Regions from separate parts of the Homo sapiens genome. Here region 1 is linked to region 2. A link is a loop called in an ENCODE intact Hi-C map of the cell type or tissue named here. Cell type or tissue: gastrocnemius medialis. All regions are shown on one strand. Links, peaks and the distances in the headings refer to the core of each region. The heading gives the core; the rest is flanking DNA. Region 1 overlaps LOC107985152 (a long non-coding RNA gene). Region 2 overlaps ME2 (malic enzyme 2).

The links. A loop is a pair of places that touch in the nucleus more often than their neighbours do. Peaks named below come from ENCODE experiments on the same cell type or tissue, not always from the same donor. Only the 100,000 strongest peaks of a DNase experiment are listed, where the experiment ranks them.
Region 1: a loop joins it to region 2, with 4 times the contacts of the local background. A loop is called at or near these places in 1 of 110 quality-filtered maps.

The regions. Positions count from the first base shown.
Region 1 is chr18:50,992,545-50,996,947 of GRCh38, forward strand. The region is part of intron 1 of LOC107985152 (a long non-coding RNA gene); the gene reads right to left. Among named protein-coding and RNA genes, the nearest start is that of ELAC1, 27 kb to the left of the region's middle. RefSeq lists a silencer at 1-269. In gastrocnemius medialis, for the core only: no CTCF peak of the experiment used is centred there; no DNase peak of the experiment used is centred there; H3K27ac peaks cover 1,068 bases.
Region 2 is chr18:50,932,617-50,937,019 of GRCh38, forward strand. The region is part of intron 13 of ME2 (malic enzyme 2); the gene reads left to right. Among named protein-coding and RNA genes, the nearest start is that of ELAC1, 33 kb to the right of the region's middle. In gastrocnemius medialis, for the core only: no CTCF peak of the experiment used is centred there; no DNase peak of the experiment used is centred there.

The DNA.
Region 1 (4,403 bases), core at 224-4,223, 60 kb after region 2:
CACCTTCCCAATCTAATCTTCCTCTACACTTCTGCAGCCCTAGCCACGTGGGTCTTCTTTCAGTCCTTTGTCAGGGCTTTCTGTTGTCGCAAAGCCTTTGCAAGGCCTGCTCCCTCTGCCTGGAATGCTCTTTCTCCTCTCCCCAAGTTAACCCTTCCTGGGCCTTCAGATCACAGCCCTATAGCCACAGCCTCAGGGAAACCTTCCCTGGCCTCCCCACTAGGTAGCATATTACTCTTTTTTTTTTTTTTTTGAGATGGAGTCTCGCTCTGTTGCCAGGCTAGAGTGCAATGGTGCGATCTCTGCTCCCTGCAACCTCCGCCTCCTGGGTTCAAGCGATTCTTCTGCCTCAGCCTCCATATAGCTGGTACTATAGGTGTGCACTACCACGCCCAACTAATTTTTGTATTTTTGGTAGAGACGGGGTTTCACCATGTTGGCCAAGATGTTCTTGATCTCCTGACCTTGTGATCCGCCTGCCTCAGCCTCCCAAAGTGCTGGGAACACAGGCATGGTCCACTGCGCCCGGCCGCATATTACTCTTATAGCACCTGCATCTGACCTTCCTGGTGCTTGGCACTTACTATTTTCATTTTGCTTCTGTGAGCGATGTTTCTCTTTCCCATTAGCATTGTAAGCTTCCCAAGAGCAGAACTGTGTCTTTTGTTTCCCTCTGTGCCTAGCTTGGTGCCTGGAACATATTAGGCACTCAATAAATAGTGTTGACTGGTTCAGTTTTCCCCGTCATCCTGTTATTCAGTTAATATGCAGTGCTTTGTTTTCCTAGGAATTCTTCCTGATTAATATTAAAAACAAACAAAATACCCACCCCTAGTCTCTGAAATAAAAGTGGGAAGGAGGATAATGGTTGTCTGTGACTTTAATGGGGTGAATCCTTTTAAGTACTAATTTTAAAGCTTTAGTTTTGTGTCATATGATATGCAGACAGAAACCTAGACCCATGGGAATGATTGGAAAAAAGATTTACTCTGCCTAAAAAGTTGGGATGTTAGCTTTTGCAATGTATAGGGGAATCAGAACAGAGAGGAGACAGCCAAGCCCCAGGCAGGAGTCTGGAGCCCTATGCAGGTAGGAAAAATGGGAAAACTTTTAAGAACACAGATATCTGATACTCAATTTTATGTTGCCTGCATTGCTTGGAATTAAATCTCTACTTTCTACCTAACTTTCTTTGAAGTCTGCTAGACACATATGACTTGGGGATCCCTCCCCAGCCCTGCACACCACCAAAAGAGAACAAGTTCTAAATTCCATGACTAGGTTGACCTGGGGGGAGAAAGGACAGCAGGGAAGAGAGTGAGACAATCCCCAAACTAATACAGTTCACAGGAGCTGAAGTCAGAGGTGATTACATGAACCAATGTTTCCCAGTTATTTTCAGAAAATTGTGAAGAGGACATTGACCTTAACATAGCCCATGGAATGAGAGTGACAGGGGTTGAGCCAATTTCATGTATATCTTAAAGGACAGGGTAACTCCAACTGCAATCTAGACACAGATATTTCTGTGTCCTTGATATGTTTCAAGGGTTAAAAGGCTGTCATATCCAGTATAACAAGGAAGTTTTTTGGGGGGAAGCAGTACCTCAGTTTATCCAAAGCAAAAAATATTTCCACCCCTAAATAAAGCTAGCTGAGAAGCACTGCTGCTCAGATGTCAGGATGCTAATTATACACCCAGCAGACATCGAAGGTACAAAGATGAAATGCAGCCACGAAAAAGTAAAAGGGGAAAGACAAGGGATCAAGTTGTCCAGCTATATAAATCTACCTTTAATTGCCAGAAATCATTCAGGCAGCCTCAGGTAGAGAACTACACAATGTTTAGTTCACTGTCACCAAATGAAACCAAGGTTATCTGGGTTGTTTTCTACATTGTTATGGCTTCCAGATGTCATAGGCTTGTCTGACTATATCTCTTGACACATCCTGGGCTGGAAATGACCTTGTCACTCGGCCTTCTAAAGTGCTGGGATTACGGTTGTTGACCCAGACATGGGTACCTTAGAAGTACCCATGTCTGGGTCAGCAACTCAAATGCTGATCCCAACTGGCTTACAAAGGGCCTTCCCATGGAATACATTTTCACACAGCTAGCAGATAACAGGGCACAATCCTCCCCAGCATGCCTATACCGAGAGGCAGTATAGCCTAGTAGAGTGGCCTTCAGGCTAGGTAATAGTATCCCTGGAGATATGTAAAGACTTTTCTAAGGATACACAGGCATATTCTCATATGAAATATTTCGTAGAGTTTATCTTCCTGAGAATTATTGCAATCAAAGTGTTTTGCTGTAGTATTGTGCATTGTTCCAGAATGAAAAGCCTCTGGGATACCAGTGAAAGGGATAATTGGAATATTGATATTGAGGTTGAAAAAAAATGAATGATTAACACCTTTTATAAGTTAGGTAGTTTCCAACTTGTTTTGAACAAAACTGAAGGAGGATCTAATCTGTCCAATGATAGATTTGTTTAAGCAGCTTTATGGAGATATAATTCACATGCCATAAAATTTGGTAGTTTTTCATATATTCACAGAGTTGTACAACCATCACCACTATCAATTTTAGAACATTTTCAGTATCCCCCAAATAAACCCCATACTCATTGGCACTCACACCCACTCCTTCCCATCTCCCAAACCTACCATCCCTAGGCAACCACTAATCTGCTGTCTCTATAGATTTGCCTATTTTGGACATTTCAGATAGATGGAATCATACATTATGTGGTCCTTCGTGACTGGCTTCTTCTAGTATAATGTTTTCAAGATGTATCCATGTTGTATCAATCCTTTATTCCTTTTTATGACCAAATAATATTCCATTCTATGGATATACCACATTTTATCCATTCATCAGTTGATCCAATAATAGATTATGAAAAATATTGTCTACAAAACACCTGTATCAGAAATGAAAAATGAGATATTCCTACAGATCTTATGTTTGTAAGATATTGCTACAGATCTTACATTAGAAAGATAAAAAAGGATATTATAAATAACTCCAAAGTTACTGAAACAACTTCCTTAAAAAAAAAAATTGCCAGAACTGACACAGAAAGTAAATAGGACTAACAAGACTTTCTATTTATTAAAGAAATTGAATTTGTGATAAAAAAGAAACCTTCTTACAAAAAAAAAATCTTGAGGGCCAGATTAGTGAATCATTTTAAACAATTGAGGAAGAAATACACCTTTCTTCTCCAAACACTTCTGGAAAGTAGAAAAAGAGGGAACACTTTCCAACTCATTTTATGAGTTTAGCATAACCTTGATGCCAAAATGTAAGGACATTAAAAGAAAGGAAAATTACATGCTAGTCTCTATCATAAAAACCCTGAAGAAAATAATTAGCTAATTGAATCCAGTGAAATATGAAAGGAATAAGACCTCTTCATAAAAGGAGTTTATTCCAGGAATGCAAGATTCATTTAACATTTGAAAATCAGTGTTTTCCACTTAATAAAATAAATGAGGAAAAACTGTGGGACAATCTCCACAGATACAAAACATTTTTTGATAAAATTTAATAGTCATTTGTAGTAAGAACTCTTAGCTTATTAAGATAAGAGATAAAAGCCAGGCGTGGTGGCTCACGCTTGTAATCCCAGTGCTTTGGGAGGCTGAGGAGGGCAGATCACTTGAGGTCAGGAGTTTGAGACCAGCCTGACCAACATGGAGAAACCCCATCTCTACTAAAAAAATATAAAATTAGCTGGGCGTGGTGGAGCATGCTTCTAATCCCAGCTACTGGGGAGGCTGAGGTAGGAGAATCACTTGAACCTGGGAGGCGGAGGTTGCGGTGAGCCGAGATCACGCCATTGTACTCCAGCCTGGGCAAGAAGAGTGAAACTCCATCTCAAAAAAAAAAAAAAAAAAAAAAGAATGAGATAAAACAGCAACTCAAAGTACTGTTAAAAGAAAAAAAAAAAAAGGGATAGGAGAGACCCTTAATGTGCACCACCACACCCAGCTAATTTTTAAAACTTTGTATAGAGATGGGGTCTCTCCATGTTGCCCAGGCTGGTCTTGAACTCCTGGGCTCAAGAGATCCTCCCACCTCAGCCTTCCAAAGTGCTGGGATTACAGGCATTAGCCACTGTGCCTGGTCATGTACTATATTGCTTTGAAGGTCTTAGCCAGACCAATATAGATAGATAGATAGATAGATAGATAGATAGATAGATAGATAGACAGAATGAAGATTGGAATGGAAGAAATAAAACTTTCATCATTAGCAGGTGACATGATTATGTACATAGAAAATTTTAAAGAATAAGCAAATAACCTGTTAGGATAAATAGATGAATTTAATAAGATTGCTGAATACTCAGTCAATATAAAGAAAATCAACTTTATGCCTACATTCCAACAAC
Region 2 (4,403 bases), core at 160-4,159:
TGGCACAAAATTATGTAACCCTTTCTATCTCCCCTTGGTGTACCTCCTTAATCATACTTCTCAGAACCATTGTCAATAATTTGCTGGGAGTTCTTCTGATGGTTACCATCGTGACTGATAGATTTATTTCCCAGGTTCAAGCAGTTCCCCTGCCTCAGCCTCCCGAGTATCTGGGACTACAGGCATGCACCACCACACTCAGCTAATTTTTGTATTTTTAGTAGAGATGGGGTTTCACCATGTTGACCAGGCTGGTCTCGAACTCCTGACCTCAGGTGTTCTGCCCATCCCAAAGTGCTGGGATTACAGGTGTGAGCCACCACGCCCAGCCAGGTGTTCTTATTTTGTAAGATACACCCAGTATACTGGTATCACACCAAAGGAAATTAATAATAATTGCTTAATATCGTTTATCATTACCTCAGTTCAACAACTTATTTTTATTCCCAATACCTTTTTTATTCTAGAATTGCTCTTTCTAAATAGCTACTTTTAAAGCAAAAATGGTTACAGTACTCATTGAGCTTTTTCTGGAGAATTATTAGGATTCCTTTCAATGTTTCTGCCTTTGTGCTGTATTTTCCATAAATTTCTAGTGATCCTCAGTTGTCTCTTTCTTTTAAGCAAGACTGTGTTGAGTAAAACAGGAATTTTGTATGATTTTCTTTTGCACTTGTGTCTTTTTTCTTCTGGTAGGTCTTTCCCTGACTAGCTGACAGCAGGCTCTAATTAAGATATGACAAGTTTATATAGGCTGGCATCAGGCAAGCATGTATAACTGTTGTCAAAGTAAAGAGGGTATTTAGTCTGTGAATATCCTGGTACTTTTCTATATTTTTCTCCTTTTTTTTGCCCCTCATGTTTTCCTATATGTCTCTTGAGACCTAACTTCTATAATAGAAACTGTCCTGTCATCCATAATCTCTTTCTAGAACTTGATAATGTTCAAAATTAATGTGTTCTATTCAGTAACATTTCTATGGCCTAAAAGACATGAGGGCAGGAAAGGAAATACTTTTCTGCTGATTTTAACAAAGCTATTTTTTTAAACTTTTTTTTTTTAGTTCCAGGGGTACATATGAAGGTTTGTTATATAGGTAAATTGTGTGTTGCAGGGGGTTTCATGTATAGATTATTTCATCACCCGGCTAATAAGCATGCTACCCGATAGGTAGTTGTTTGATCCTTACCCTCTTCCCGCCCTCTACCCTTAAGTAGGCCCCAGTGTCTGTTGTTCCCTTCTTTGTGTCCATGAGTTCTTATCACTTAGCTCCACTTGCAAGTGAGAACATACGGCATTTGGTTTTCTGTTCCTGTGTTAGTTCACTTAGGATAATAGCCTCCAGCTCCATGCATGTTACTGCAAAGGACGTGATCTCATTCATTTTTTTGGCTGCATAGTATTTTTTTTTATTTATACACATGGTGTATATGTGCCACATTTACTTTATCCAGTTTACCATTGATGGGCATTTAGATTAATTCTATGTCTTTACTATTGTGAATAGTGCTGCAGTGAACATACACATGCATGTGTCTTTATGGTAGAATGATTTATATTCCTTTGAGTATATACCCAATAATAGGATTGCTGGGTCGAATGGTTGTTCTAAATTCAGCAAAACCATATTTTATATCATATCTGAGTATTAAGGAATTTAGCAGTTGATTATTTTTATATAACACTTTAAAATCCTAACTTAAATAACAGCTATGGATACCATAAATATAGACATTAAAAATGACCTGGTCAGGCATGGTGGCTCTCGCCTGTAATCCCAACATTTTGGGAGGCCGAGGCAGGAGGATTGCTTGAGGCCAGAAGTTTGACACCAGCCTGGGCAACATAGTGAGACCTTGTTTCTTCCAAAAATTAAAAAAATTAACCAGGTGTAGTGGTGCACACCCCTATTCCCAGCTAGTCAGGAGGCTGAGATGGAAGGATCGCATGAGCCTGGGAGGTCCAGGCTGCAGTGAGCCATCATCATGCCAGTGCACTCCAGCCTGGGCAACAAAGTGAGACTGTCTCAAAAAAATAAAATAAAATGACCTGGCATTTGAGGCAGAAATGAGCCTAAAAGCAGGAGGATTGGCTGAAAGTCTGTTTATAAAGCAACTTAAAAAAAAAACTGTTAATATTTGAATGACCTAGTTGAGCAACTATAACAACCGGATGAAAATTTTTTTTAAGACTTTAAAAGGGTCAAAGGGATAAGATATTGACTCTAATGGAATATTGGAGAATTCTGGACCAAGGTTAGGGAGGGAACAAATGCACAGAACAAGCTTTTGAAGCCAGTTTTACAGTGGAAATATAGACCAGGAAGAAAGTGGCTAAGAGGTACAGCTGTGCTTTTCATGGAAAGTGGACAAGATCGGCACCATGTCCGAGTCTGGCACTACCTCCCACTCTGGACTGAAACCCTAAAGTGCTGTACCTTGGATTGGGGGTATAGTTTGCAGCAGCAATGGGTGATTTAGAAAACCTCAAGCCTCTGTTCGGGACTGCCAGTGCCCACAAGTGCCCAGCGGAAGCAAACAAAAATTTCTCTGAAATAAGATAATGGCATCCTAGTCCTCAAATTATTTTTATAAATTTTCAAGTACAACCTAAGTAGAAAAATAAAAAAAAAGATAATGAGGCACATAAAGAGACATAACAACAGAAGCCAAAACCAGCAAAAACAAGAAAAACAGACACACTGAAACCCTGGATATACCGTAAATGCTATGAAACAAATATGCTTATTATGTTTATAGAGATAAAAGCCAATCTTAAAAACTTAAGACAAGTACCACTAAATTCTAGAATTGAAAAATGTAGTAGTCTATAAGAACTGAGTGAGCTGGGTGTAGTGGCTCATGCCTGTAATCCCAGCACTTTGCGAGACCAAGGTGGAAGAATTGCTTGAGCCCAGGAGTTTGAGACCAGCCCTGGCAACGTAGTGAGACCCCCATCTCTATAAAATTAAAAAAAAAAAAAAAATTAGCCAGGCATAGTGGCATATGCCTGTAGTCCTAGCTATTCAGGAGGCTGAGATGGGAAGATCACTCGAGCTTGGGAGGTCAAGGCTGGAGTGAGTCATGATTGGGCCACTGCACTCCAGCCTGGGTGACAGAGCAAGACCCTGTCTCAAAAAAAAAAAAAAAAAAAAAGAGTGAATGAGGCTTATGGCAGATTAGACCAGAGAGAATTAATCAACTGGAAAATATCTCAGAAGAAGCAATCCAGAATGCAGCACAGAGAGACCAAAAAGAAAAAAAAATAGGTAAGGGACATACATTTCATTGATAGATCTTTAATTGAAGTCCTAGAAGAAATGAGAATGAAGCAGAGGCAACATGTGCCGGCCTCATGGCTGAGTTTTTTTTTTAGAACTGGTGATTGACAATCAATATTCAAAAAGCTCACAGAAACCCATGTGGGATGCATAAAAAGAAATCTACATCTAGGAACATTATTGTGAGGCTTCAGAATCACCACAAAGAGAAGAATATGAAAGCAGTCAGAACAAAAAGATTTCCTTCAAAGAAGCGACCGTTAGACTGACAGCAGACTCCTCAGTGACAATAAGATACCAAGGCAGTGGTAATGACCTATTAAAGTTGCTTATGGGAAATACTTGCCAACCTAGAATTCATTACACAGTGAAAATATCCTTCAAGAATTAAAGCAAAATGAAGACATTTTTCAGAAAAACAAAAAACCGGGGATTCACCACCTGGCAGACTGTTTTTATATTAAAGGAAAGGAAATTTTGTTCCTTAGGGAAAAAGAAAATAATCCCACATAGAAACCCTAAGGTGTAGGAAGGAATGAAAAGCAAAGAAAGTTATGAATAAGTGGGTGGGTACAACAAAATGAATGTTGTTTATATAGAGTGAAACAAACATCACATGGGATTTTGAAAAATATATATAGAGAGAATTAAAATGCACAACAACAATAGCTCCGTTAAATAGAGTTAAGCTGTTATGTGGGACTTACATTGATTGACAGGAAGGTAAATTAAAAATTATAATGTGGAGCTGGGGACATTGGCTCACACCCATAATCCCAGCACTTTGGGATGTCAAGATGGGAGGATCACTTGAGGCCAAGAGTTTGAGACTAGCCCTGGCAACATAGGGAGACTCTGTCTCTACACACACAAAAAAAATTTAACTAGCCAGGTGTGGTGACATGTGCCTGTAGTCCCAGCTACTCCAGACACCGAGGACAGATGATCACTTGAGCCTAGGAGTTTGAGGTTACAGCAAGCTTTGGTCGTGCCACAGCACTGTAGCCTGGGCAATAGAGCGAGACCCTGTCTCAAAAAAAAATTTAATGTAGAACGTTGGTGGTTAAAGATGCATGATATAAATTTTAGGATAACCATTAAAACACTACAAAGACTTCCTGT